Linked DNA regions of Homo sapiens: region 2 is linked to region 1. The links are chromatin loops, found by intact Hi-C in ENCODE. Cell type or tissue: heart left ventricle. All regions are shown on one strand. Each heading gives the region's core, and the rest is flanking DNA. Links, peaks and the distances in the headings are about the cores only. Region 1 overlaps LOC107985177 (a long non-coding RNA gene). Region 2 has its middle 55 kb from the start of SMIM21.

Evidence for each region. Peaks named below come from ENCODE experiments on the same cell type or tissue, not always from the same donor. Only the 100,000 strongest peaks of a DNase experiment are listed, where the experiment ranks them.
Region 2: it touches region 1 in a loop (2.0-fold over the local background); 1 of 110 quality-filtered maps calls a loop at or near these places.

What each region holds. Positions count from the first base shown.
Region 1 is chr18:75,458,409-75,474,111 of GRCh38, reverse strand. LOC107985177 (a long non-coding RNA gene) reads right to left here. Exons shown (of 3, transcript XR_001753505.2): 3 at 5,231-9,543. It overlaps LOC105372201 (a long non-coding RNA gene), which reads right to left and starts at 1,318. Exons shown (of 3, transcript XR_935637.3): 1 at 1,011-1,318; 2 at 552-680. In heart left ventricle, for the core only: no CTCF peak of the experiment used is centred there; a DNase peak (open chromatin) is centred at 9,548.
Region 2 is chr18:75,364,783-75,380,485 of GRCh38, reverse strand. No RefSeq gene overlaps it. Among named protein-coding and RNA genes, the nearest start is that of SMIM21, 55 kb to the left of the region's middle. RefSeq lists an enhancer at 1,527-2,027. In heart left ventricle, for the core only: a CTCF peak has its summit at 9,385 (motif pointing right); no DNase peak of the experiment used is centred there.

The DNA of each region.
Region 1 (15,703 bases), core at 8,254-10,753:
AATTTAGCTTTGAAGTGTAATAAAATTAAATAGATTTGTTTTAGAATTTTCCAAAAATGAAGTTTTGGGAGAAGATGGAAAATATGGAAATATTTTTCCTAAGAATTCATTTACTTTCATTTATTTTTCTTTTCTTTTCTTTGTTTTTAGAAAACATTGAGAGAGAAATAAAGTTTCACAATTCCATCATGCCAGAAACATCTATTAAATTGAATAGGAGTGAAAATATTAACCCTCAATATTACATTCTACGTGTATGTTGAATATATTTGTCTGTTAGGCATATAGGACTCTTGGTCTTCTAGAGAATTCAAGAACTGTCAGAAACGGTTACAGTGGAAAACTTTTTTTTTCCAGGAAGCAAAAATATGTTAATGCCAAATCAATTGCATTCTTTTCAATTCCATTCAAGCAGGAAAGGAAATCTCTATCTGAAATTCAGACCCACTTTTACCACATCTCATTCTTAATTATCTAGACAAATATGGCAACTTCCTGCTCACTTTTTCTGAAGATATATAACTTTGGACTAACTTTCAAAAGCAGCTAACCTTAACAAGGATGTGGCAGCTGTTGGACAACTCACAGGCACATTCCGCCGTAATTAGAGCCAAGAAGCACTGGAGAACCATGTCCAATTGAATCCGAAAAGAGAACGTTAGTCAGCCAGAGCATCCTTACTGGAAATAGAATATAACAACAACAAAAAAATTGGTCAGTAAACCTTAAGATTTTATTTTTCAAAAAATGCCTACCAAAATAATTACCTACCCTAGAGAGAAAAATTGCCCATTAACTTTGAATGACATCTTCTAATGATTTTATCAAGTTTTCATGTGTATGAAATCATCTCTATTGTTTGAAACCACTAGGCATCTCAGCTTATATTTAGAGGGAGAGGCAGAAGTAGCTTGTGAAAGGCGTGTCTAGATCGACGACCTGACCTCTGAGTGGACCTGGAGGAAGGGGCTGGGTCTAACATGCCTCTGGGCAGAGACCCAGGAACACACCTTGCCAGGCCTTTGGCAAGGTCAGTCCTCCTGTGTGGGGATCCTGAGGCCACGCCCAAAGGAGATGTACCCTGCAGGGGAGAGAAACGCTGGCCAGATCTAGGATGCAGAGTCAGAATTTGAGGAGACAGGAAAAGAGCTCAATTGTGTGTTAAATTTTGGACAGCATGGTCCCAAACAGTCAAAGGGACAGTGGGGAGATGCACGTCTGTGGCGTCCTTCTGTAGAAGACCAGAGGGCACTGTGGCAGGGTGAGGAGGAGTCCACAGGGTGGATATGCAGCCCCTCGTGCTGCCAGCCCAGCGCCTGGCACCTCTAAATAGCACTCACGGTAGGATTCTGTTTTTCGTTCTCTGGTTTCCATGGTGCACCATTCCACAGACAGTTCTGGTTGTTTTACTGACAGGTGGACCATATCTTACATCACTTTCCTATATTTCTCAGTTCAACTCTGCACCACACAGACATGAACGCTTTGTGGTTAAGACACAGTTTAGCCAGAAGAACCGATGGCAGCTGGACCAGTGCAGAAGGAGAGTAAGAGCAGGTGCGTCCCCCAGCCGCCAGGGACAGCTTCTGACCACAGAGTGCTGGTGACTGCAGCAGGATTGTGGGCAGGTCACTTCACCTCTGTGGGTCCCAGTGTCTTCAACAGTAAAATGAAAACATTGAATTAATATCTCTTTGACCTTAAAAAGGTCATCGTCTTCGTTATTCTTGTGGAATTTCATATCAAGAATCCCAGAAAGCCAGCGGCCTTCATCTGCACTCACTCCTCGGACTCAGCTGCTGAGCCCCTGCTCACCACGCACTTTCTCTAGTTGCACAGCACGTCCCTGACTGCATGTGAGAAGGCTTTCTCCAGACTCCAGCAAAAGAGCCTTAGGGAGGAGAGTGAGGGCTCCCAATCACACTTCTCAGTCGATAGAGGTGGAAGTGTTTAGAAAAGAGACAGAGAAAGGAAAACTCAACAATGCATGGAGAAAAGCCCTGAATGACTCCTGAGGCGGCTGTACAGGCCCCCACTCAGGACACCGAGGCCGCTTGCACGGGGTTCCACTGCCGGTGTGTCCTGTCCACAACCTGTGTGATTCAGGCCCCCTTGGCTGGGCTGCTAGGTCCCTCAGAGGCCCCTCTGTCCTTAGCACAGATGCCTGTCTTCCCAAGGAATTCGAGGGAGGCCAGCAGCATGTGAATGCCCACACCATGCTTTAGGACGCGGAAGATGCTTAGAGCCAAATGGGAATTCTATGAATATAATGTTAATAAAAATTGATTTTTGAAAACGAAGCATCTTTCTTATACTACTTGCAGGTTAGATAAATAAGCCACATGGGTGATAAATGCCTGCTCTTCGCAGTTATAATTGGCCAAATATTCTTTTACTTATTTTGGCCCCTATTTTACTATGGCCAAAATAATAGTAAATAGATCAATTAGCAGGTTTGAGATAAGACCTGGGGACTTATATTTTTCAGAGCTAGGCTAAAATTCTCTCCCCCCTCATCAATAAGTCGTTGGGTCTCCCCCTCCTTGCCCCGCTTCCCACATCCGAGGAAGGGCTGAGATCCAAATAGTTATCGCACGATGGATGGCGCTCCTTCTTCATGACCTACCACACTCACATGATTTAAGCCATGGTTTTGGATGTTGTTGATGATTTATTGTATGAAAAATGTAAATGATCTGGATGGCAGATGTTTTATATTTTCTGACCATTCATTTTCAGTGGGAATGTAATTAAAATTTATGAAGTGTATCTGCTGAATTGCATTGGCAATTGATGATCTCCTCCAGGGCTGTCTATCCACAGATGATGAGTAATTGTGGACAGAGACGTCTGGTGACAAGGGCAGGATGTGATGTTTCTGCCAGAGTGAAGCGACCTACGCAAAGGACGGGATTCCTTTGCCTTTGTCCCCAGCCCACAGCCCCACCCAGCCCCACCCAGCCTACACCATGGAGAAAGGAAAGGTGGGACAGTGTCTGCTCTTTCCTTTGCAGAGTTTTAAAACTCTCAGACCTTCTCCTGAAAGGCATGTTAGAAGCCCACCACAGAGATCCAGGGAGAAAACATCATCCTTCAGAGAAAACCCACAGAAGGGACTTTGGCAAATTCCAAATCCTCCAGAGAGCTGTCATTGTTTGGCCTTGCAGATCGTGTTTTCAAGCATCGAAGTTACCATGAGAGGATCAAGTCAAAAGATTAGCTATCATCCTATCTATACGCATCCACTAGATGAAATGTGATCGTGCAATTATCAGTTGACGTGTCTACCTCCCTACTAAGCATGGAGCTTCTTGAGGTCACAGTTCTCTGTCTGTCTTAAAACCTGGCCAGCGTCTGACAGCAGAGCCTGCCACACAACCCGTTCTTGCACTTGGTTAAGCTGTGCTGAGGAAGCTACATCTGAGGAAGAGGAATGCCAAAGAGCCAGAACATGCCACACCCTGGTGTTTATTGGCATGGTTTTTCAGTACCTTATGACTTCTTGTGAGACCTTTTCTTTTGTGAAGATGCCAAACTCTCATCATTGATAGCATCACTGTCCTGCAAAGTCCCCAGAGCATTCCGTTAAATTCCCAGGTTCCCAGTCCCCAGCAGGCCACAGAATTGGATGGCCTGGGTGAAGGAGGTCATAAGATGCCTGAGCCGCAGCATTGATGATGTGGACGCTCTGTGTCAGTGCAGCAACTTTCACTTTGCTTCTGCTTCTTTTGCACCTAAATGTTTACTTTAAATTCCACAAGTCAACTTGTGTGTGGTTCTGATGAGAATGTGACCTAAAAGTGCTGTGAGTACAACTCACTAACACTGGGGCTCAAATGAAGACTGATGACCATGGTAACAAAAGAAGACTCTTTGTGTCAAGCAGTTTCTTTTATCACCTCACCTTTCTCCATGGAACACCCTTTTTTATTTCTCTTCTCCCTTCTGTTGATCTTCATCACCAGCCCACCCACCTATTGTTTAATCAGGTACTCTCCAAGCCATTCATTCTATTTCATACAATCAGTAGGATGGCATCTTTGATAGCTAGTACTTCTCACTAAAACAGAAAAAAAGGTAAAAATACTGAAATAACTTATTTTTATTTCATCAGACCCAGATGATCACTCTATTTACTGAGACGCCTGGACACCCAGGAGGTCTTTAAAAAGCATTCACAACTCATGGGAAGGTAGAATTCCTGAGCCAAAGGGCACCTCAAATTCTTTATCACAAGCCCTTTATTTTATAGAAGGGGAAAAAATGGCTAGTGAGCTGAGGAGTGGCAGCTCTGGGACTGTGATTCAAAACTCTGATGGCTCCACATTGCAAGCCCGACTTCTGTGCATAGTCTGATTTCGTTTTGAGATACCAGCTATTTTCTTTCATTTATTCTCTTGGCGCTTCCAAGTCCCAGTAAAACAGCAACTTGGCACTGCATGAAGCAGGGCTCTAGGTGCAGCTGTGAGGATGAGAACCCGAGTACAGCATTTACAAGAACACACTGTGTGCCAGGCCCTCGTCTGGACAGCAATGCTACCATAAGTTGTATGATTACTCCCATTCTACAGGGAGGCAACCTGGCAATTTCCACTTTAACCTTTCATTTCTTCTTCTTTGGCCCTATAATTCCCTTCAAGAAAACTACACTTACAATCTATAATCAGTACCAAAATTTGGTACAAGGATGTTCATTGCAATATATTAAATGTCAGAAGATGAAAAGATGGTTAAATAAATTATGGTAAGGCCAAGCATGGTGGCTCATGCCTGCATTTTGGGAGGCTGAGGCAGGTGGATCACTTGAGGTCAGGAGTTCCAGACCAGCCTGGCCAACATGGAGAAACCCCATCTCTACTAAAAATACAAAAATTAGCTGGGTGTGGTGGCATGTGCTTGTAGTCCCAGCTACTCGGGAGACTGAGGCAGGAGAATTGCTTGAACCTGGTGGGTGGAGGTTGCAGTGAGCTGAGATCACACCACTGCACTCCAGCCTGGGTGACAGAGCAATACTCTGTCTCAACTAAAAAAAAAATAAAAAATAAATAAATAAATTATGGTAGAGCCATATAATAGAATATCTCCTGAATGTAAGAAAATCATGTCTTTATCATTTGACCATAAAATTCTACTTCTACTATTTAGGAAATAAATAATGAAGGGTATCCATAAATATTTAGCTAAAAGTTATGTTTATAGCTTCATTATAAATCACAGATTAACGACAACATAAGTTTCTGATAAGAGTTTATTTGTGAAATAAACTATAATACATTTATGTAGTGGAACACCACACACCGAATAAAAATTATCACACAGACTATTACTCAAAATATTCATGTAATATACTATTTATTATACAGTTAAATCATTATGTTACCAAGCAATATAGAGACAGCGAAATTATACTATTTTCATTCAAATTTCACATAAATAGATAGAAACCAAAAAACTAAAATGTTAACAGCAGTCATTTGTAAGTGAGGGGATTATTACTGATTTTATTTTCTTATCTTTCTTTTCTATAGTTTTTATTTTCCTCATAAAGAACATAAGTACTTACATAGCAAAGAAAAATAAAAGCAATGGTGAAGTCCCTCGTTTCAAAGTTATAATATTAATAGAAAAAATCAGAATACAACTCTCTATCTAAAGTATTACCCAAATTTTGTTTTTAAATATTTGGACTGTAATACATATGCTTCAGAATACCTAGGGAATATATATATGATTATTCTCATGGCTTAGAACTACAGGTGATTTTTATTTTATTCTTCATATCTCTGTTTTGCCAAGTTTTCTGCTGCAAACCTGTATTTTATAATCAGAGAAAACAACAACAATCATAGGACACATAGAGGTAGAATCCGAGTTTTCTTATTTTAGTTAAAATACTAAAAAATAAAGCAGAATATTGAGCGTATCTGGGAAAATTAGAAGGAAAGTGAACACTTCTCTTTCTTTTCTTTAAACTTTATTTTTAAGTGGCTTCCCGACTGCCAGAATGTTTACCAAACTCAGTGCTAAGATTTTCATTGACAAGCACAGGCATGCTATAGCCCGCTTTCCTGTGAACTGTCACAATAAAAAGACATTCACATTTTAGTATTTGGGCAAAATGTTTAACACTCAAACATTTGTATTTTTCCTTCAGTTTTCAAAACAACTTTAAATCTCTCTTTTCAAAACAGTGTTAAATGATGTCACTCATTAGCTAGCAGGTGGCTGACAGTGGAGAACGGTGTTTAATGCTTCCATTTCCAATGCAGCTGGCAGCACAGACCAGGTGAGCGTGCAGTGTGCGGGTTCAACTTAGGACCTGCAGGTTGGGCATTGAATAAGCTGGGGGCGGCACTGCAGGAAGCTGGGTTAGACTTCCGAGCCCCAATCAGGAGCATGAGGCATGAAGTCCAACCTCACACTGTCTGCATGGAAATAGATCTGGGAAAATTAAGCCACTGGCAATAAAGGAATCCGTGCCACCCAGAGTATAAGAGCCATGTGTCCCACATAAGAAACCACTGTCGGAAGTCCAGCTGTCATTTTAGGGCAGACTGAAAAGGAGATACAGAAAGTATCGCGGAAGTCAGCCGGGAGGGCTGTCCTGACCTGAGCCTAGTGACAGCCGAGAAAAAGAATGTGGCGTCAGTGACGTAGTTCACATGGTGCTGGTTATGATGTTTGGCTACAATAGAGTATGAGGTGGCAATGATGATAAACTGTCATCGAATGGACATAAAGGATGAAATAATCTTGAATCCCTCCTGAGCCCACCAAGCCAGGCTAAGCCTAGAGAGAGTCTGGGGGAGGCTCTGCGTTTGGATACCCAGCCCCTGTGCTGGAGGAAAGCTGTGCATCTTAAATGGAGTCTCCGAATCCAAATGGCTGGGGTGGGGTTGAAAGCACTTTCTTTCCTACACTTAAAAGGTATTTTAAGTGTAGGAGTGAGTGGCATGCTGGGATTTCATTAAGATCTCTTTGGGGAACACAAAACACTTAGTGCCTGACTAGGCCTTGTTCGTATCAGCACTGGGTTTGCAGCCAGACGGTTTTTTAAGCCCTACCCATAACCATTGCCCCCGAGTTGCTCAAAGGGACAACAGGGGTTGACACAAACCAACCATTCAGTCAGCCCAAGGGACGGGATAAAGTCTTCTGTGACCCTGTGCTTGGAGGTGCAGATGGCCCAACTTGTGGCATGAAATGCCACCAGTAATGGGCGACACTAAGACCTGAAATTTCACGGAAAGGCCAGCATGGTAAGTGTGTCTGCTTCGTAAGATTTTTGTGCAGATTAGGTGAGAGGAGAGGCTGTAGGTTCAGTGTGGAGGACAGGGGCCAGCTCAGAGCAAACGCCCAAGTGTGGGTCCTTAGAACCTTATTATTCCTCTCGCTTCACATTTGCTTCGCATTTCACAGACTTCAAAGCATTTTCACTGAGCATCCTCATATTCATTTCTCACCTTAGCTGAGAGGTAGAGAGTGGGGTGCAATTATAATTACGCCCATTTTCCATTCATGGATCTGATGGGAGTTTCGCATTTTGCCCAGGGATGGTGTTGGGTGGTAACAGGCCGGGGTTCCGAGGCCCAGGGACTCTGCTGCCCAGTGCTCTACTGAAAACGCCAGGCTGCCGTTCCATGGTCATCTGCACCTGCACTACAGCTGTGTTGTTTTGTGATATCTTTTTCCATGGTAAAAGCAAATGATTTATAAACGCATTGATTGACACCACCAGAGCATTCCTAACAAGGATTCTTTGGTTCAGTAGAGATAACCCAGGCAAGAACAGGAAGAAAACCCACAAGGCTCTTGCTCCTGGAATGAGTGAATGATTTTTCAACCACTAAAACTCCCCTCTTGTAAATTCTTTCTTTCTTTCTTTCTTTCTTTATTTATTTATTTATTTATTTATTTATTTATATTTTTGAGACAGGGTTTCACTCTGTTGCCCAGAATGAGTGCAGTGGTATGATCTCAGCTCACTGCAGCCTCAACCTCCTGGGCTCAAGCGATCCTCCCATCTCTGCTTCCTGAGTAGCTTGGATTAGAGGCACATGCCACCATGCCCAGTTGATTTTTGATTTTTTGTAGAGCTGGGGTCTCACTACGTGGCCAGGCTAGGCTTGAATCCTGGATGCAAGTGATCCTTCCACCTTAGCCTCCCGAAGTGCCGGGATTCCCACACCCAGCCTTGTACATCCTTCCATAAGCTCCCATGCATTCTCTCAGATGTGTCTTGTTTCCTGGTTGTGGCCCCTAACCTGCCCCTGTACTGTAGAGTCTTTCCAGGAAACCAAGGGCTGCAGATGCAACATTAACAACATAGATGGTGGTGAGTGTTCTCCATTGAGTGCCTGCTCTGTGGTGGGCAATGAATGAAGATCCTTGATGACTTTCCGTAATTTAGTCCTCACCATAACCACTGGCAGGTAACAGCCCATCAACTGATAAAGGCAGGATCTGGACTGAGGCATGACCAGCTCCAGATGCAAAGCCCCTTACCCAGGTGCTAGCCCACCTGCCTGGTGGGGGAACCAGAGCCAACACTGCCCTCTGCTCCCTTCCCCCCTGGGCCCCCTCCCACAGGCTTCTGCAAAACCAGGTTGCATAAAACCAGGTGCCTTTCACCTGCCAGGTTTCATCTCAGGCCCTGCGTTCTTAATGATAACCATAGATTTCCCACTGGGAACCTGGGCCATCTTCCTCGTCACAAGGTAGCCAGTTGAAATGAACACAGACTCAGGCTATTGGGACCATCATGCCCCCTCATAGCCTGGGGGAGAGCTCTGCAGTAGCCTCCAGAGTCCACCCTCTCCACCATGCTTCTTTTCTCTTCTGAAGCTTCACCACCCCCACCACACCTGCGACCTCTTCTCTCTAAATTTCCATAACTGTCCTTCACTGGGCCCACACCCAGGACATAGAAAGATGGAGGTGGTGACTCACACACGGCCTGCTGTCTGAGGGAAAATGGGGACATTCAATCAGAAATCTCAATAACATGGGAAGAGATTTAAGATTGAAAATGCCCAAGAAACACCTAAAGGAAAAGAATCGTGGTCTGGGAGACTCTGGCCTCCTTTTCTACACCACAAGAACGAGCCTCTTCACGCATGCTCTCTCGCCTCTTGCACTGACTCCTCCGTAAATGTTCTTCTGGGTCTTCTGGGTGGAACCGCAGTTTGTTCAGCCCTCTCTCTCTGCACACCCCAGTAGGCCTAGTGCAGAGTTTGGCTTTGCATAGGTGCATGGCTCAGCACCTTCGTGCCGAAGAGCCTCAAGGGTCTGGGAGCTACTGCTGCATCACAAACCTCCCCAGGCTCAAAGGCTCACAGTTCAACACGTTACCCATTACTCTTCACACGTTTGTGAGTCAGTTGTGCAGTTCCGGTGATCCTGGATGGGGATCCTCATTCCTCTGTGGGTGGCTGTGGGCTCTGCTGGGATGGCTGATGGGGCATGGCCTTGAGGACACAGTCAGGTCTCCTCTGGCATCTGTTCCTCCCGCCGGCAGGCCAGCGTGCTCCTGGTAGTGGCAGCCTCCAGGACAGCAAGCGGAAACACAAAAGCACATTTTTAAAGCCGGCAAGTATGGATGTGACTCCCGTCCCCTTGGCCAGGACAAGTCGCTTGCCCAAGGCCAGTGTGCATGCGGGAAGGCACAGGCCTGAGAAGCCAAGGGGCATGAAAGTGGGAGGCTGTGAATGTCGGGGACCCAGCGTACCTCATCCCGCTGCAGAGGGAAGCTTGCATCCAGCCAACCCAAATCCTACACACTTCCATTTTAACGGGTTTCACTCTGAAATAAATGAATGTTTCTCAGGGCAACATTACATCCAGTTCTGCCAGTGCAGAATCCTACGTCCTTTGTGCGGGCTGTGCAGAGTCCTGCGAGGCCCCTGGTAGACAAAAGATGGGCCGTGAGAAGCGGGTCCCACGTGAGGATGACGAGAGGGTGGGAAGTGCCAACACAGATCCCACTTGGAACTTCATCTTCTCCAAAGAATGTCAAATTTTGAGTGGAAAGGGGAAAAAAAGGGGGGAGCCCCAAACGTAACACAACACTCCGAAGTCAGTTCTTTTTCTCTCTTGACTAATTAAGCTTAACCAGAATGGTGGGGCTGTCAGGCGTGGGGAACCTTTCCTGAGAGAAGAAAGGAGCCGCTCTCCAGGTGGGTTCCCGACTCTGGCTGGCTCCCACCACAACATACATTTGGCATCCATGACAGCACCATCAAAAATAATAGCGAGAAAGCTCACTGTCTGTCACGACGGAATAATTATGTATGGGCTTTCCTTACACTCAAGATGGATTAGATATTTCATTGAGGAAAATATATGTGGCTTTTAAAAAGAATGTAATGTATTGAGGGCACTGCTGAGATTAATAGCCAAATAAAGAATTTTTTAAAAAAAGTTCTGTGTGTGTATGTGTGTGTGTGTGAACATGTCACTCATGAAGCGATGGGAGATGTCATTCCTAAGCTGGTTAATTACAAAATGCATTAATGTTTTATTATACCCTTATCAGTAATTAATCACCCACTTTGATGTAAAGTTCAGCCTCAGAAAAGTATCATGAAATTGTCCTTCATGTATGAATGAGGATTTTTAGGGGTGAACAAAGACCATGACAAAGATAGAAGTGCATTCCCCCGGAAAGAGGACAGGGATTAGCCTTGTGTGAATCTTACACTGTGTGTGTTTTACCCTTGGGGTGTTTATGAGGCCAGAACCAAAGGAAGCAAGAGAGAGAGAGACAGAGCAAAGGAAGAGAGAGAGAGAGAGAGAGAGAGAGAGAGAGAGAGAGACAGAGAGGGGGTTGTCTCTACAACAGGGGGATGGGGAGCTTTCCTTAGTGGTGTTCTTCAGGTGCAGAGTTTGAATAAAAATGCAAAACAGGATGCTCCCATTCAGTAAATATTATCGTTTTTATTCACTCATTAATTAAGTTGCTTAATTGCTGCTGTCAAAAGACTCTTGAGTTTGTGACTGGGGCTGCTGCACTGTTTTGATAGGAGCTGAAGGAGAGAAAGGCAATATTGCTTGCTCGCTTGGCTTTCTGAAGAAGGAAGCCTCAGTGAGGCAGATCAGAAAGGATCCAAGAGGGTGATGTGGAGAGGGAACACTGCTTCTGGGGGGAAACGGCCAGTTGCAGGACTCCTATAGGAGGCTATTTCATTACTGTGATGGATGCCCATCGCCGGCATATTATCATTTCAGTCATTACTCTGTTAAAATCACTTTTATGCAAAATATTTCCCCCTTTAATCTAACTTCCCAAGAGGGGCAGGAATGGAAATAGACTCTGGCCTTGTCAGTCAACACAATCCTACATCCCTTTGTATCTGCTTCAGAGGAATGACTCCGGGCTGTTTCGGAACACATCCTGTCCACTGCACTCCATCTGCAAATTCCCAGTGCTTCCAGGGCCTCCCATGCATAATGCTCCACGTTTCTTCACACTGGGGTGATCACATGTCCCACAGAGCCTAAGCCAGACTGCCGCTCAGCAAACACATACCAGAAATAGCCTACAAAGTGTCTTGGTGCTGACATTTGATTAATGTTCCCTGGCCTTTCCGTGCTCAAATATGCTTTATTTGAAATATTTGAATAACCTTTGAGCACACCCTTCCTAATTTGTCACCCTGTGCACACCCAAAAATAATAGACAGGCTAATCCCGTAGTAACAGCGCCCTCTTGCCCAGGAAGAGATTGCTCCCGCCATGTCTAAGCACACTGGGCTTCCCCAGAGGGGTGGCTCCACCCCATCTACCACCGAAGCATGGAAAAACAATGAAGAACAACAACACTGGCCCACTGGCATCACCCTCAATGGGAAAAGTGACGGTGGATCTGCACAGTAAACATGGGTGTGTGTATCTGACCTTCCCCAGAGTCTCAGGTAGAGGGGAGCTCCAATCAAGTTAACTCTGCTTCCCTGCCTGAGGGCAACTAAATGTTTTTCTTTTGCCTTTCACAGTGTAGCTACTCCTCCAACCAGTGGAGCCAAGGGCATCTATGTGTGCATGCATAGGCCACTTTGCATTGCCTGTGTATCGTGTACATGTGTAGGTTGTTGCATATGTGTGCATGTGTGGATGGTTGCATATGTGTCCATGTGTCCATGTTCCCTACTTTCTCAATGACCTCAATTGCATGCTTATTGGGTGCCTGGCTGATAGTTTATCTAAGAGGAGCTGCCACGTGGTGAGCCTCACCTGCAGGCTGGAAAACCAAGCCACACAGATAACATGATGAAGGGCTAGGAGGTCAGGCCAGTTAGCTAATGAGTTACTTGAATCTTTATTTTTTTGTTAAAATACAGCTAGACATGTTGGAATCCTGATGTCAAATCGCTATGAATTTTGTGCCAAAAAAAAAAAATCTTCATTTTCCGGGCTGCCATGGGCTTTGCTTGCATATGCTGGGCAATTACTCTCTCCTTTGCCATGAGGAGGGTAGGAAGAAAGGAGGGAGGGAGGGAGGGAGGGAGGGAGGGAAGGTTGAGAAGCATCTCAGTTCACAGCATTATTCTCATCCTCTTCAATTTTCTGAGAAATTCATTTGCATTTAGGACAAGGTGACTTGGACTTGCTTCTGTTTTCCACTACCTTCATGAAGGAAGGTGGGGAATAGTTGTTATAATTTTCTAACACTTAACTTACAAATCTAATGGTTTTATTTGACTGTCAAACCCAACTCTGTGAGACATATTTAAATGCCTTGGTATCTTGCATCTAGGGGTAATTAGGTAAGATTGATTAGGTAAGATACTAACCATGGGGACTATCAAATCCCTATAATGGGCTGAATGTGTCCCCCCAAAATTCATATGTTGAAATCCTAACCCTAATGTGATCTTATTAGGAGGCGGGACCTTTGCGAGGTGATTAGGTCATGAGGGTGAAGCCCTCATAATTGGAATTCCTGTCCTTATAAAAAGACACCAGAGAGCCCCTTCACCCCTTTTGCCATGTGAAGACACAGTGAGGAAGCAGGGCCTCACCAGGCACTGTACCCAGCCTCCAGAATTGTAAGAAATAAATTTCTGTAGGTTATAAGCCACACAACCTATGGCCTTTTGTTATAGCAGCCCAAATGGACTAAGACAGGGGTCATTATATCCTACGACTGGTAGACAGAGATGCTGAAGTTTGTATAGACCAGGAAACCCAGGAGCTCAAATCATAAGGAACCTGGAGCAGAGGGAGGGGAGGGTGGAAAAGGGAGACTAGCGGAGCAAGAGCTCTAACACGATCATGCTGCAAATTCAGGATGAGTTAGAGGGAGGCAACACCATGTCTACATCACTACACTTCCAATAACATTAAATGATTTAGATGATCTCAAGCTTCTGAAAATAGCAGCATGAACACAAGTGTTGATCTAAAACAGGAAGATTACAACCATACCACAGATATATGAAATATTTTCCAGGAAAAGAAAAAAAGCCACCAGGGGAAATATGGTTTTACCTGTTATTATTCTTGTCGTGTTGCAAGCATTCAGGTAGATAGTCTTTGTTTGAGTAGGAAATGACACAACTTTATGCAATATGGACAACATTCTGGAACAAAATTCTAAAAAATGTAAAATTCTAGTTTTTGACATCAAAAGTCAAATGTTCTAAAAAATGAAGAAAGAATTATTTCACTTAGTGCTTATGTTGGCTTTCTATTACTACTACAACAAATTACCACAAACCTACAGACTTGAAACAGCACAGAGTTATCATCTTGCTGTACCGTGGGTCAGAAATCAAACACGGGTCTCCCTGAGCTAAGATCCAGCTGTAGGCAGGGTGTGTTTCTTTGTTTGCTGGAGAGGAGAATCCATTCCTTCCTTTTCCAGCTTCTAGAGGTCACCCACCATCTTTGGTTGGCAGCCCCTTCCTCCATCTGCAATCCTGTCTTCTGATTTAAGTACCCTGTCAATCTCTTTAACTACCCTCTTCTACTTTTAAGAACTCTCATGATTACACTAGACCCAACTGGATAGCCTCCGTATTTTAAAGTCCACTGATTAGCAAGCTTAACTCCATGTGCTCCCTTAATTCCTCTTTGCCATGTAACTCACATATTCCCACATTCCAGGACTAGGATGTGGACATCTTTGGGGGCCATCATTCTGCATACCACACTGCTCTTAAGGTAAGCAAGAATAACATGAATAGTTGAAGGAAAGGCCGTCCCAGCAGGCAGGGATTACCACACTGGGCGGGCCAAACACTCTCCAGACATGCCATGGAAAGTGCAGAAGATTGTATGATCAGACCAATCTGGGAAACGTGAGATCATCACATCTTTTTCCTAGAGGTTTGTATGGTTCCTGTGTCTGCTCTAACAAAGTACCACAGACAGGCGGCTTGAAACAATAGAAATTTATTCTCTCACAGTTCTGCAGGCTAGAAGTCTGAGATCAGAGGTCAAGATGTCAACAGAGCCCAGCTCCATCTGAAGCTGATGTGGTTTGTTTGGCTGTCCCCACCCAAATCTCATACTGAAGTGTAATTCACATAATTCCTACCTGTGGTGGGAGGGACCCAATGAGAGGTAATTGAATCATGGGGGTGATTGCCTTCATGCTTTTCTGGTGATAGTGAGTGTGTTCTCATGAGATCTGATGGTTTTATAAGGGGCTTTCCCCCCTTCTCTCTGCACTTCTCCTTCCTGCCATCATGTAAAGAAGGACATGCTTGCTTCCCCGTCCACCATGATTGTAAGTTTCCTGAACTGTGAGTCAATTAAACCTCTTTCCCTTATAAATTTCCCAGTCTCAGGTATGTCTTTCATTAGTAGCATGAGAAGGAACTGATATAGAAACCTATAGAGGAATCCTTCCTCGTCTCTTTCAGCCTCTGGTGTTTGCCAGCTGTTCTTGGCCCTCCTTGGCTTATAGATGCATCACTCCCATCTCTGCCTCCATCATCACATGGGCATCCTCTCCCTGGTCTCTCCCTCTCTCTCTCTCTCTCCCCCGCCCCCTCTCTCTGTCTCTGTCCTACTCTTACAAGGACACCAGTCATATAGGATGAAGGGCCCACCGTAAATCCAGTATGACCTTAATTAATTACATCTGCAAAACCCTTATATCCAATTAAAATCATATCAACAGGTATGAGGACTTCAACCTACCTTTTTGGGGAGGTAGAATTCAACCCATAACAAGGCCCACACTAAGGATGCGCATTTTAAAGAGTCTGAGAAGTACTAGGGAAGAAATCCTATATAACTCCGTTTAACCTACAGCTTCCCAAATTTATGACTATAGAATCGTTTTGAATAGAATGCCTTTTAATATGCCAAACAACACATTGTGGGGAATGTAACTCTAAGGAATAATTAATATTGCAATTCTGCCACTAAACACATTCTTTGATTTTGAAATTCTTACATTTATCTGATTCCTTGTCTTTAAAAAATCACTCCACTTATTCTTTAGCAGTTTTCTGACATAGCATATTCCACAAGAACTCCAGAATTCCTCTTCTGTTATATTATGACTTTTATATGACTTTCTTTTTTCATGTATCTTACTGAAGAATGGCTTACATACAGTGAAATGCACGAATATTAAGCATGCAGTTCAATGAGTTTTACAAATGCATACACTTGTAAAACCCACACTTCTATCAAGACACAGGAAGATCTTTTATGCCCCTTCCCACTAAATCCTCCCACCAGAAGTACTCCC
Region 2 (15,703 bases), core at 8,260-10,759, 94 kb after region 1:
AGAATAGGCAAACCAATTAAGACAGGAATTACAGCAGTGGTTGGCTAGGGCTGGGTAGCCAAAGGGGGGAATGACTACTAATGAGCATGGAGTTTCTTTGTGGGGTTTGATGGAAATGTTCTAAAGTTAGATTATGGTGATGGTCGCACAATTATGTAAATTTCCTATAATTCATTGGGCTGTACAGTGAAAACAGGTAACTATTTGATGGAATGTAAATTGTACATCAATAAAGTTGGTTTTAGTTTTTAAGTAGCTTAGAGGTTTTTGAATATTTGCCCTAGTAGACCATAGACATGGCTAAAGTAAAGTGGATTTTAGGGAGGGTGGCAGAAAGATTCACAGAAATTGATGGGTCAGTTTCATTTTTTAAGTGAAGAAGAAAAATAACAATCTTGTAAACATTTGCCTTGTGAGGACACCAAAATAGGGAAGTTGGGTACTCAATGAAATTGAGGAGGACTTTAATGATCAATTAATGGGCTGTAAGCGAACAGGAAGCGATATGAGAAAGAAACATGATTAGCAGGAGAGCTGTTACAGGAAGGAAACACCAAAACTGCTACAGTTGAATCCAATGGCATTTTCTAGTAATTGAAAGAGGAACATTTTATTTTACCTCCCAGTAAAGCAAACCCATTCTATTTAAGTTGACCTTGACACTCTTGGATTGGGCACCCAAGAATTGGGTAGGGATGCTTGGAGATGCTGTGATTTTGAGGTGCTGAAGGTCATCTAAATGAAGAGAAAGGCACATCATTGCTTTCCAAGAGTGCCAGGGGTGAGTGTGAGAAGAGGATGCATGAATCACAAGGGTAGATGCAAGCAAACCCCCTTCCAGAAATCCCAAACAAGAAGAGGGAGCCCAAGTTAAGCTTTGCCGACTTGGGAAATAATGAAAGAAAAAGGTAATTAGGGAAAAGAAATAGAGGAAAAGAGAAGGGATGGTAAGAGATTTCTGGGAATGTGGCTAATGATTTGGGCATTGCTGCTATCAAATTATGGTGATGGGACCGGGGACCTGTATTTCCATGTTGTTTGACAGTGTTGCAGGGTTAATGTCCTTGGGCCCAGCCTAATAAACTGTGGTCCTTACAGGTTAAACTTAATAGAACGCCTGGATTGTTCTTAGGGAGCAAGGAGCTGTCAAGCGGGAGTGTACACTTCTAAGTGGGCAGGAGTGCACCTAGTAATGGTCAGTGAAGGGCTGGCCAATAAAGGAAACGTGTGAGATAAGAAACCTGGCCCGAAGGCGTGCCCCTTCCCCAATTCATGTTCAGTCTGGCCTGAGGAGGTGGATCATCACAGCCTTTTCCTCTTCCGCCTGCCCCAGAGTGGAAGGCCCCTTGCTGAGGCCCTCAGCAGGGGCAGCTGGTCCCAGCTTGAAGTCAGAGGCCCAGAGCGCTGCACCCTGACGACACCGTGGATCCAGCTCCCTGAGCTCAGTGACCTTGCGGTGCCTTATTGCTTTTCACTAATTTCTCTGGGCAATTGTACACTTTTAGGCATCTCGTTTAACAAATTGTTAAGCTCTTTATGCTATCAAAGGGGTCATGTGATGTCAGAAGGATTCTAAGACACATTCCCTCATTCACAATTCTCCGGCTAATATGAGAGGCATTAGGAGGAGTGTGAAGAGCCAGCACATCTTCCCTCTCCTCTCTGCCCGGGTGACCTCCAGAGGGCCGTCTGCTCCCCGGAAGGCAGGGCCCCCACCCTCTGAGCTCGGCCTGCGAGCTGGCGATGCAAGTCAGTCTGCAGCTCAGGGGGAGATACGCTCATATCAATGATAGATAAATCCCAGCTAGAAATACAGGTCCCTGACAACCTAATCACTGAAACCCTGTCAAGTAACCCCTAATTTTGAAGCGAGTGGTTAATTCCCAGCAAATTGATTTATGCACTGTTTGAGGTTTGGCGAGTTGTGTTGTTCATCTGTGATTACCAGGAACTCGGCTCTGCCTATTCATTTACAGCACTGACACAACCCAGTGCATCGCCCAAGAAAATCTCCTTTGTCAGCACATCTAGAATTTGCTAATTAAATCAACGATGACATTATTCACTTTCTCAGGAAAAGAAAAAAACACAATCCCTCCCCCCAACCACCAGGCTTTTTTCTTTCTCCCACTTTCATCCTTTTCTCTCTCTGTCTCTTATTCTCTTCGCTGCAAGTCTGAGTTTGGTAAGCCGCAAGAATCTCAAAGTTTAACTGGTCTCTGCTGGGTTTTATTTTGTCTGCAAACAGCAAACTAATGGTAACATCCCACCATTCAATTAGGAATAAACAGGCACACACACAGCTGCACACGAGTGCGCACGCGCTAGCACGCCCACATAAGCATGTGCACACAGCACAAGTCCACATGCAGGACACAGCGACATAGTTGCCTTTAGGAAAAATATGATGATTCTGAGTATCTTTGAGTCTTGCTTTTTCATTTTTATACCAGAAGTGTGGATTTCATTAAAATGAAAGAGTTGGCCAGGGCTACATTCATTGTCTGTATTATTGCAGCTGAAGTGAACTCGAATGCAAGGAAGGACAGGCTGTCCCCCGGGCTCAATAATTACAGGGCCATAGTATCGCTGCTTCTCTTTGGACTCCAAGTTGTAAGAATTTACAGAAGGGCTAGAATGAACTATTTTACACATTTTGGACGTTTTAAGTCACGTTTCTTCTTAAATTGGAATTTTGTTTTCCAATTTATGGAAATTAAAAGGTAAAACAAGGGAAAGAAGATCTAGATACTGTTTTGTTGTTTTAATGATGATCTAGAAACTTCTCTCCTGCTGCACATAGGCAAAATGAGAGCTAAAATCAGAAGCAGAATAATTACTTTTCAAAACAATATTATTTATGTAGTCTCTTTTTTAACAATAGCCTTAGAGTTTTTAATCCTTAGCAAGAAATTGGGCTTTTTTAAAAAATACTTTTAATTCACTAAGAAGACCACAGTCAATTCACGGTCATGTGAATTGTCATGTGAGATGCCAAGTGCACGGTCCTGTGGTATTTGAAAGGTCAGTGTGGTTTATGAGTGGAATACTTGGGCACCCAAATGACCAGGATGAAGCTGCTGGGGCCAGGGCTGAGAGGTGTTTTTCCTGGAATACATCTGCTCCATAGGCTTATCTGAAAACAGAACAGACATGGTCTGTTACATTTGTTCCTTTGGTTCAAAGTTTTAGCCTACAAAAAAAAAATAGTACCTGAAAGAAGTAATATATTTACAAATAAGTGAAGCTTTAAAATAACAGACTCTGCATCAGGCATGGTCCAACCAGGAGTTAAATGCAGAGAAGCAGCCAGGTAGGTAATGGAGTTGCTTAAGAGCCAAATAGGGAACATTAAGGCAGCCTGTACATTTGTAAGAGCAGAAAGTCACAACAGCTGGAGGCTGGAGGGACAAAGGAAGGCCAGAACAAGATCACCCACAGAGAAGACCCAGAGAAGACCCAGCTCCCCAGGCAAAGGGGAAAGCACACCCAGGCCTCTCCCTCTGACTCCCCCGCCTCTCACCCATGCCCCGAAAGGGCCAGACCTAGCCAATGGCCACCGAACCCTCAGCCCAGGAGATGCAGCCTTCAAACACACAGAGGGCAGGGGAGGGTGAGCAGGCTCCCCATGAGATTCAGCAGCAGAGAGAGGGAAGATTGGCCAGAACAGTTATTTGTCACTCAGGACAAGTGAGAGCTCTGCCAGGTGCCACAAAGAATTCAAAAAGAACCAACCAGGGACGTGTGCTTGAGAGGAGAGAATATGAATTTAGGAAAGTCCCCATGGACAACTTATTCCACCTCTCAGACCCTTAACTTTCTTTTGTATAAAATGAGATGACAAAGTCCACCTCACTAGGAGCACAGTTAAAACCAATAATCACTTGTAGGTTTCCTTTTATTTCCTCCTCCCCAAGGAATTAACAATTTAGAATATAATATACCAATGTCCTAAAAGTAGAAAATGTAACACATTGTTTTCTCTGCCTGTGATTTGTCCATCCCAACCCCTCCAAGGAACTCCAAGTGCCTTGCCATCTCTATATAATTAAGTCCATAAATCTCACATTCACATTTGCCTCTTACCTGTCACCTACCCCCGCAACAAGCCTACTCTGCTCCAATCACAAACACATCAACTTAAAGATCCCTTAAAGATCCCTTCTTTCTGACATTTTACTCTTTAAATCAGGGCTCTGCAAATGACTGTCTGCAAGCCAACTCCACTGTCCTCCTGCTTTTGTAAATAAAGTTTTATTGGCATACAACCACACCCTCTTTGTTTGCATATGGTTTGTGGCTGTTTGCACGCTACAATGGCAAAGCTGAGTCATTGTGACAGAGACTGTGTGGTCCAAAAATCCTAAAACATGTACTGTCTGCCTCTTTATAGAATAAGCTCGATGATCCCTGTTTTAAATGATGGCTCTAAATGCATCTGCTCCCTTGAGAATGAATAAACATTATTCATCAGTCTCTGCCCTTCTTTAAACACATTTGAAATTCCATCACCACCATGATTTCCCAGGCTCATCCAGGTAAAGCCAGTGCCTTCTCCACACCTGCCTGTGCCAGGTGTGGACTTAAGTCTTTATTTCTGAACCTAAAGGAGAGTTTCCCCTGGTACAGGGGCTTCACATTCCAGGGCCTTGGGGTCTTGCTCAGCACCGTACCAACTGGCTGCATGAGGCCTAGCAGGAAGTGCTTATTTAGGAAGAGGTCAGAAGGTAAGTGGGAAAGAAATCCACCCAACCTGACATCTGGCTTGGTAAAGAGAGACGGAAGATGCAGGTGCCTCGGTGAGGTGAAGTGTGCAGACACTTGCCAGACCCCATTAGCAGGCTCCAAGACTGGGAACCATGGAGGAATGTAGGGAGAAGTAGAATCCAAGAATAGAGCACTGAATACTTGGAGGATGGCACAGGCAGGATCTGGACCGCAGACATTTGTGGGAAACAAACTTTCTCCCCCGCAGCCAGAGGACACCCAAGATGCAGACAGGTGCAACCACGAGCTGTGACTATTTGTGCAATTTCATGGCAGTCGCACATGTATTTGTAAAGTGTGCTTCTGCTCTCTATGCTTTGTTTATAAAAATAGGGAAAAGAAAGATTTGGACTGTGATGGTTAATTTTAAGTTTCAACTTGACTGGGCTAAGATATGCCCAGATAACTGGTAAAACATGATTTCTGGGTGTGTCTGTGAGGGTGTTTTGGGAAGAAATTGGCATTTGTGTCAGTGGACTGAGTGGAGATCACTCTCCCCAGTGTGGGTGGGCATTGAGGGTCTGTTTAGAACAAAGAGGTGGAAGGAGAGAAAATGTGTTCTCTCTGCTTGAGCTGGGACCTCCCTCTTTTCCTGCCCTCGGACATCGGCACTCCTGGTTCTCAGGCCTTCATACTTGAACTGAATTACACCACCAGGCTTTCTGGGTCTCTAGCTTGCAGATGGCAGGTTATGGGACTTCTCAGCTTCCATAACAACTGGAGCAAATTCCCATTATCTGTGTATCTCATCCTATTGGTTCTATTTCTCTGGAGAACCCTGATTAAGACATAGACTATATCTGCATTATCTTTCCTTTATCAGAAGGTGGCTTTAGACATAAGTTGTGTCTACATGAAGCCAAACAAGAGGACGGTACAGGAGAGCACTCAGTCCATTGGCAGGTGGTTTGGTCTCCATGGGCGAGACCAATCGGCATGTGCTGGTGACGGGGCTGACAAGGTGCTAAGTGTGCTGGCTGAGCCAAGGCTTCTTTGTGTCAGTAGCAACAAGCCCCACTTAGCCTCTGCCCAGCTACCAAGGGCCAGTGGTCCAGACTCTGTGGTTTCACTGAGCGTAACTTAATTGGAAATTTTTGCAAGTTCCAAACCACATTCTTGTTTATAAGAAAGGTGACTGCATTTGTTGACTTAAGTCTGCATTTCTGAACCTAAAGGAGAGTTTTCCTCAATGCATTGCTTACTAATCAACTTTTTTTCTAGCTTGTCATTTTGTTTAATGTTGCAAAACACGGCAATTTTTTAAAGTAGGATCTGATTTTGCAAAGAGATGTTTAAACTTAAGTGAAATAATGGATGTAACAAAATACCACCAAATATGACAGCTTTGTTCTGCCAATGTAATTTGCTGATTCTAGAAACCAAATGCAGAACAGTCTGTGCCATTCTCAGAAAAGAGCCGTGCATGACAGACACAGAGCTGGGTAAACGCCGGCGCGCACTACATTAAATAGCAGACTTCTGCATTCGGTTTTGCTTTTTATCCACTTGTCATAGCTAACTCTTTAATAATACTCTACTGTTCCTTCCAGCCTGGAGCCCAGGAAGGCGATCTCACATTTTAGCAAGAATATGATATAATATAATGATGCTCCCAAATTATTTTATTTGTAATAATCTTTGTGATGATATTTCAGGAAATCGAGTGTGGCCCAAAGCTCATTTTCAGGAGATGCCACATCAGTGTTTAGGAGACAGACAGCAGTGTTGGCCTCAAGAGTCATGCACATTCACGACATGGAAGCAGGCCTTGAAATGCACATGAGCTCAGAGAGGTGGATCTGTGGCTCCCTCATCACTGCAGAGTCTGGAAACACCAGGAAAGAGGCTCTTCAACAACAAGAAAAATAACAACTGACACCTAGTTTTTTGCCATAAGAGCCCTAGCATACAGCCCCTCTAGAAAGAAAACTAAAAGATAGACATAGATTTGAAATTGATCAGGGAGTCAGAAAACTATGACCTGAGAGCCAGTGCAGCCCACCGGCTGTTTTTGCAAAATGTGTTATTGGAACACGTCCATTTGGTGACACATTTCATGCCACAATGCTGGAGGTGGGTAGGCAGCAAAGACTCTGAAATATTTACTATGCCACCCTTTGAAAAAAGTTAGAAAAGCCCTAACACAGAAGAACATGGATAAACACATATGTAGGTAACAAATCGTACCCCTGATAGCTCACAATGAGAGGGTGGTCTCTTCCACACCAGACTGATAGCCCTTCTCATGCTGGAAACTGTGGTTTGTCATTTCTTCAAGGGCAGAAGTTGTCTTCTCCTCCCCGTTCATCTCCCACAAGAGCTTCTCACTCGTGAGGGGGCGGGAGTGTGCAGTGGATCAGGGTATGGGAAATTCTTTGCAAATTGTCTTCCTTCCATTTCCTATGTTCCTTTGCAGTGTGACTTTGAAGCTCTTCATATCATGAGGTGAAGTCTTTCCCCACCCCTTGAATCTGGGCTGGCCAGTGACTTGGATTGACCCATAGAATGTAGCAGAGGTGGCAGCAGGCCAGCTCAAGGCCCAAGCTCCTGAGGCCTGGAATGCCGTCACGCTTCTGGAACCTGTGGCCTAGCCACCACCTGAGCAGGCCTGGGCTCACCTGCTGGAGATGCCTGAGTGAGCACAGTTGAGACCAGGGGATCTGCCCACTTGAGTACAGCCCACATTGCTGACCCATAGAATCGTGAGCTAAACAACATATTGTTGTTTAAAGTCACTAGTTTAGGGATAGTTTGTTATGCAGCACAGCTAACTGATACACAGGCAACACCGCCAAGTTACCCTCTTCAGCAGGCAGATTTCCAATAGATATAGCCCACTGGTGAGATGGAATCATGGAACCCCTCAGTTCAGAATATTCCTTATGGAGAAAATAAGGGAAGTGAGCTGTTTTAAATCCAATGAGCACGCATGTAAATCACCCATCAAAAATCAAAAATAAACTAAAACAAGCCCTAGTAAGTGGTAGCAGTTGTCCACTTCAGAATAAAAATAGGGATGTCTACTGATCTTGTGATCTAACCACATTTTAGAAGGGTCTCTCTGGCAGAACTTGGGTGAGAGGGAGCAATAGGAAGTGGGGAAGCCTTAATAATTTATTGAAATAGAAGGGACCTTATCTAGGCCCATGCACAGCAAAGGAGATGAAGTGGGGATGGTTGCAATAAATAAATTGGGAGGAGAACGGAGCTTGGGAGTGATAAACCCCTGGTGAAGTTGTTGAGTGTGGGCACCCATGAGATACATAAGTCAAATGATGTAGTGGAGAGCTGGTGGGATACATTCATGCTCTTGTGCAGTGAACCTTCTTTGCATTTCTACTTGCCAGACACTTGCTTGCTGCTTCACTTGTATCATTTCCATTTACCCTCAAAGCAGCTCCACAAGGAAATACCTCATTTTTCAAAATGAGAAAACTGAGGCAACTGACGCCCCACAGTCATGTCACATGGACTGCTTTATTCGTGGGATCTTAGAGTCATCCCACCTTAAAGCAGCCGTCAGGAGACACGTGGCGGCCTCCCCCATGGGTACCCATGACCTCACTTCTGCAGGAAGCCTGTCTCACAACCTCCCTGAGAGGTGGCCATTGGATACACAGCTTCTACTTAAGTCTTCCCAGGACGGGAGCTCAGTGACCTATGAGGTCACCAACTCCAGTGTTCATTTATGGGTGATGCTAATTTATCCAAAATTTATCCATCAACATGGATTGCACACCAGACACTGTGGCTCGTGCTGAAGTTGTGAAGAGGAGTGAGACACTCTCCATCCTTAAAAAGTGCAGCTGCTGTAACACTCAGTCTTAATATAGAGGAACCTGGACAAGGTGGGAAGCCCACACTCAACATGGAAAAAGTAGTATGGAGGCAGAGCCCAGGTGGGGGAAATGTCCTTAGCAAGAGACCAGGATATACAAGAAGTTTCTAAGGCATCACGTGGGAGCCCAGCTTAAAGAAAGCAATACTTGAAGTATTATGGAGAATTAAATGCTGGCATCCTTCCTGCTGTCTCCTAGTGCATGCGTGAAGGTGCCAGGTTCTAATGAGCATGTATTGAGTGCCTGGAGCACACACTGCAAGAACAGAAAAGCTCATTTTATTGAGCACTTGTTGGGTGCTGTATGTCTATCATATCATTTGACCCTTGCAGGAACAACCTAAGAAGCAGGCTTCATTACTATTACCATTCCCATCCCACAGATGAGGAAACCGAAGCTCAGACAGATGAGGTGACCTGCTCAAGGTCACATAGGCAGTACATAGCAGAATCAATATTGAACTCAGGTCTGTCAGACTCCAGCCTAGATTCCCAAGCATTATGCTGAAGTACCCATCACAGCCGTTCTGTCAAATAAAAAAAGGAAAAGTATGGAGTTTTTCATGTTGGAATTTGGGAAGCAAACCACATCTGCATCACAACACAGATCGCAGAGTCAAAGGGAGCTCAGTGTGTCATGGGATTGGCTCCGCTGGGCTTGTTGGAAATTAGAAATCTTAGCTAGAGGCGAGACTGCAAACTAGGAAGAGAAGGCAAATGGAAAATTGGGGTTGAGGTCATTCCCTCCACAGAGGTGCAATGGCAGGAGCCGGTAAGACCCAGCAGGAGGCAGGAGAGGGTTGCAGGAGGTCAGAGAGGAGGGGGCTTCTGGGTCGGGGAAGCAAGGTCAAAGAAGAATGGAAGTGGGCTGAAGAAGGATGATGCAGAGCTATTGTGGGCTCCACGCAGGGGAGTAGCTTGATGAAAATAGCATTCTTGGAAGATTATCCTGCCAGCTATGTATAGGACGAACTGGAGCAGGAAGTGGGGACAGCAGAGAGCCTCGCCTGATGGCTGCTGAGGCTCTCCAGGCATGGTGCAGTGAGTGGGAGTGAGACTCGCAGGGGCAGGGGCCCAGAGGAGAAAATGCACCATGGAGGCAACCGGGAAGAGCACTCAGGACGGCTGCCAGCTCCCTGCGGCTTACAGATGCCGCGTTCCAGGGCCTCCACAGGAGTTAAGCCACTGATGCCACAAGAAGACATTGATCGAAGACATCATTTTATCAATTTTAAGACTACCCATGGCCAGGTGCCATGGCTCGCGCCTATAATCCCAGCACTTTGGGAGGCCCAGGTGGGTGGATCGCTCTCTACAAAAAAAAATGCAAAAAGTCACCAGGCGTGGTGGTGTGCATCCGTGCTCCCAGCTATCAGCAGGCTGAGGTGGGAGGATTGCTTGAGCCTGGGAGGTCGAGGCTACAGTGAGCCATGACCTTGCCACTGCACTCCAGCCTGAGCAACAGAGCCAGACCCTGTCTCAAAAAAAAAAAAAAAAAAAAAAAAAAGACTATCCATGACCTCATATAGGAGAATTGTTTTCGTCATACAAAAGTTTGGTCGGGAGCACTGCTTTTGGCTATGTCTGCCCAGACAGACATTTGCAGTTGTAAATGTGTAGTAGTTCTAATTCTACCAATTATTTCGCCTATGGCTACAAGCACCATTCCCAGTGATATTTCCCCCAGTGGTGTGTGTGTGTCTGAGCTTCTCATGGGATGGACCATAAGGAATGAGAGTCCTGTTTCATGAGTGGTCGGAAGACAGGACATGTGATGTCACTGGCTGTCCAGAGAAATTCTTATCTACAAAACTGATGTCTGGAACCCATAGCCAAGAGTGGACAAAAAACGTACCAGGACTTCATGAAAGACAGCCACACACACGCAGGGCAAAGCATCACAAAACAGTCTCATCCACAACTTCAGTGAAACTAGGTGCCACTAGCTTATTGGCAGGGACTCGGAGATGCTGGTCCCCATGGAAGTGGGCTGGTTCTGTCTGAGTCTTTCAACAAGACCTTTCTATCAAAGGATTGGGGTCTGGAGAAGTTTGAGGGGGATAGGGACAGAGAGCAGGGGGAGAGAAGGGAGTGACAAGACCAAATGCCCCGCTTTTCAGGACATGTGAGTTTCCAGAACAGCTCCCCAGCTGCAGACACTCAATAAATCCTTCTCAGGCCATGTAGTTTATTTTCTATGAAGCCAAATTAACCTTCAGTGTGATTCAGCACGGGGACAAAGCCTTAGCAATATCGGCAAATAGCAAGAGAAAGATGCTCTGATCCTGAGTGGCAACTAACTGTATTTACACGCTTGAATGAAGAGCAGCATTGCATCAGCTTTTTGGTCTGAAGGTGTCCAGGACAAACAGTGCTCATGGCCATCTCTGTGTAAGCAGGTTCCCCTAGGAACAGGAGAGGACAGCTCTCTACCACTCCCAGTGTTTAGCCCAGTGAAGCTAAAACCACGCTCCCCACAGGGAAAGTCTGTTATCTGAGAGGAAGCTTCCTTCCGGGACTCCAACATCTCTCTAAGACCTCTTCCAGATCTGCCTCGGTGAAGACCAAGGCCGTGGTGTGCACTGTAGATCCACCAACCAAGGCTAGCACCACCCGCCTGACAAGCCTCAGAAGAGCAGCCAGTGCCTGGGCTCTGGGAGCCGCCCTTGGATGTCATGACCGCGGGTCTCAACAACAGCGATGGGAACGCAGGGCGGTGGAGGTGCCTGCACGGCACCACATGGCCAACAACCAGTGTTCGGTGGATTTCCCTGCATGGTATTGATTTCTGGAACTCTGGGTGCTTGGTCAGATGAAGATGGGAGGGGACTGATTGCTATTTCCCAGGTCCGAAGGGTGGCCAAGGGGAAGAGGAAGTGATCCTACTGGGCTTTTCGGGGACAGGACCGTGACATCAGGAAGCAGATTTTGGTAAAGGAAGAAAGAACTTCCCAATCATTAGACTGCCTGAGAAAGGAATGGGCTGACTTGTGAGGCAGCGTTCCCTGTTGTAAGAGGTATTTAAGCAAAGGTTCAGTGAATCGTCTGTACAGAAGATCTGCCTCAGGCACACAGGCTTGAGCTGATGTTGGAGCCCCTCCCACACAGGGCATTGGCATGTCCTCTTTGAAGCCCCCACAGAACTGTTGTGAGTCTCCTGGAACTGCCATAACAGTGTTCCACCAACTGGGTGGCTTCAGCAGCAGAAATGGATTGGTTCGCAGTCCTGGAGACGGGGCTAAGTCTAAGATCAAGGTGGCTGCAGTGGTGCTGGTGATTGCTGGTAGTCGCTGGCACTCCTTGGCTCATACAAGCATCACTCAGATCTCTGCCTTCATTTTCCCCTGGCATTCTCTCTGTCTCTGTCTGTCTGCAAATTTCCCCTTTTTATAAGGACACCAGTCACATTAAATTAGGGCCCACCCTGATGACCTCATTTTAACTTGATTACCTCTACAAAGATCATGTCTCCAAATAAAGGCACATTCTGAGGTAGTGGGGGTTAGGACATCAACATATATAAACTTGGGGGAGACGCAATTCAACTCATGACAGAAACCTTTCTGATCAGGGCTAAGTCACCGCATATTGTTGACCTGAGGTGTGTGGCTGTTTCAACAACCCAGGAAGACAAAACTGTTAAAACCTGAGGCGGCAGCAACACGAGGTAAACTTTTTCACAGGACTGCTGCCACCCATGAAATGAGAAAGGCCTTCGTTTCTAAGCACCTCATCCGAGTTCCAAGAATTAAAGATTCCCCTGCAGCTCACTGCATATGACACGTGTGGCAGCTGAGAAATACGCAGTCACTGTCAGCGCTTCCCGAACTCCCCAGGAGCCCCTGGGAGGTAACGTTCCCCTCCATCCCCAGAGAACCTCCCTGTGCAGCTCACTGCCCATGTGCGTGGTCCACAGAGCCACACCCTGCATTCCCATGACGGCTTCACTGTCTGTCCTCCCACGCTGGGTCCTCCATCACACTCCTTCATGCTTCATGTGACAGCCACCATGAGACGACTCCTTGACATAGTGAGGCGTTTCTGCAAGTTTCCATTTAAGTTAAACAAGGCCAGCTTATCCGGGGTCTTGTTTTGACACTTGGTGGTGTGGGTCATACTGGATCCAAAAAGAAAAGATATGTCCACGTCATAAGCACCGATACCTGAAAATGGGACCTTACCTGGAAATGGGGCCTTTGCAATCAAATTTAGATGAGGCCATACTGGACTGAGGTGGGCCCTATTGCAATAAGACTTTGTGTCCTTCTAAGAAGAGGAGAGACACAGAAACACACAGGAGAAGGCCACGTGACGACAGAGGCAAAGACTGGAACGATGCGTCCACAGGCCAAGGAACACCAAGGATGGCCAGCAGCCCCAGAGCTGGGAGGGAGGCCTGGGATGGCTTCCCTAGAACCTTCAGAGAGAGGAGGGCCCTGTCGACACCTAGCATTTGGACTTCTAGACTCCAGACCGTAAGAGAATGGACTTCTGTTGTTTTAAGCCATCTAGTGTGAAGGATTTTGTTATAGCAGCCCTGGGAAACTAACATATTTAGGATGAGGATATAGCAAGATGTTATTATAATAAGAATAGTTGAGGCCGGACACGGTGGTTCATGCCTGTCATCCCAGCACTTTGGGAAGCCAAGGCAGGTAGATCACTTGAGGTCAGGAGTTCAAGACCAGCCTGGCCAATGTAGTGAAACCCTGTCTCTACCAAAAATATAAAGAATTAGCTGGGTGTGGTGGCAGGCACCTGTAACCCCAGATACTTGGGAGTCTGAGACAGGAGAATTGCTTGCATGCCACTGCACTCCAGCCTAGGTGACAGAGCTAGACTCTGTCTAAAAAAAAAAAAAAAAAAAAAAAAAGAATAGTTATACTATTAATAATGAGAAAATGGCAATGTAAGGCTTCCTCTGTGTCCCGCATTTCCACCAACCCTTAGAACAGCCCCATAAAGGAAGTACCTCCGTTATTAACCCCATTTTACATACCGGAAAACAAAGCGACAGGCAGGTTAAAATGACTTGGTGAAGTTCATACCAGTAGACAGGGAGAGAACGGTGAATCAATTAAAGGCCTTTTGGATCCAAAAGCCCAGGCTGTGTTCCAGAGCATTTACCTCAGCACAAGATATGCATATATTTTGCAAATAACAAAGATTTATACCAAATTTATAGACAGAGATAGCATAGACTCTTTGCCAAAATTCATAGTGCTCCCCATTTTGGAATGATTTGCAAAATTATGATTTGGAATTTGTCTTTGATTTCACCCAGAAATATTGACACACATGCTGTTATGGCAAGGCAAAACAGTCCTCATGCTTCGTTCTCCATGAATCCAGAAATTACATTAACTGCATTTGCTGTAATTCATCCAAAATTTAAAATAAATATGAAAAGCATTGCTTTTTTCTGAAGCTATTCATCTCAATATAAATGCAATTTAGATATTTAAATATATCATACTATATCTATACTCATACCTTGAGCCTTTATAGAAACCGTGTTTCTAGTGTATGTACTTCAGTATAAAAAAATCAGGTTTAAAAATATCATTTTAATAAACATTTATCAATTCTTATCCAGCAGAAAAGGAAAACATATTGTCTCCTCTTATCTTACACTGGCTAGAATATATAAATTCATATTACCAACAGCTTCATTTTTCTTGCTTCCTTCTTCCTTTTCTTCCATGCAAATATGCACTTTGGGGGGATTTGCTGTATTAATCAGAGTTTCTTGACTTAGCACTGTTGACGTTTGGGGCCAGATCATTCTGTATTGTGGAGTACTGTCCTGTGCATTGTAGCATGTTTAACAGAGTCCCCTCTACCCACCAGATGTCAGTGGTGAGCCCCACCCCAGCCTGCCCCCCAAAAAACATCTCCAGACATTGCCAAGGACTCTTTGGGAGGAAGGGACAAAAGTGCCCCTGGCTGGGAAATAGGCACATTTACTATAGTGGAAATAGGTATGTTTCCAAATTCTTTCTGGTGTTAAGTTGGAAGACTGAATATTGAGCTTGGAATGAAGCCATATTCAAATAAATAATAACTTGGTAAAGAAATTAAAAGAGTAAACAAGTAGTAAATTTTCAAGCAAATTCAACATTTCTCCCCCCAGGATTCAGCCATCTCAGGGCCTTTTTCTAGGGAGTGGGGCCCTCCCCCGGAGGTGGGGGCTTCAAATCCCCCAGCTTCTAAGCCCAGGAGGCAGCCCCAGAACCCATGTTAGGCCTTCTCTTCCCTCCACTCCCTCAAAGGCCATGGCCCCAGGCTAACCTGCGGGGAATGACTGAGGAATCGTGTCTTGTCTGAACTGCTCTTGAGACCTCCAAAATAACCAAACCTATGGTGGCAAAACAATTGCAGTCCTAAAACAACCCGATGAGGTCCCCACAGAAGTCTTTGTTAAGAACTTTCCCTGGGCCTGACTCTGTGCTGGCTGTGTTTTCCAAGAAGAATGGGCAAACGGGCCCTCCCACTGAGAAGTACTGACCACATGAAAAATACCACAATGCATGGAACAGAGGTGCAGCTATTAGGGGTACGGTGACAGCCAAGACGACTGTGGCCTCCAGACTGCACACTGCACCTAACACACAGTAGGCGCTCTCTCTGTACTTGTGGAGTAAATGATAACTTAATCTTGCAATGCGAAAATAAAAGCAGCATTTAGAATGTCAGTGTGAAAATGCCGTGCTGTTGTGACCTGATCCAACTGCACATGGTGGCTGTGGTCAGTGCTGGTGGCTCCCAGGGTGAGGACAATGCCGACAGTGTACCGAGGAGAGAGAAGGAAAAACAATGATGAGAAGAAGCAAGACCAAAATGATTGAGCAACACCTGAGAGATATGTAGAGGAGAGGACTCAGGGGGGCTAGACCGTCATTTTCAAATATTCCAAGACCTACCAAATGCCGGGGGGGTAGGCTCAGTCCAGATGGTCCCAAGGGACAGAAGGAGGACAAATGCCACACCTGCAAGGCCACTCTCAGGCATCAGCAGCCCAGCCTTGCTTAATTACGTCACACGACCTTTCCAAAGACGTATGACATCAGTCTCCTTTGAAACTGCAGAGATGGCAGG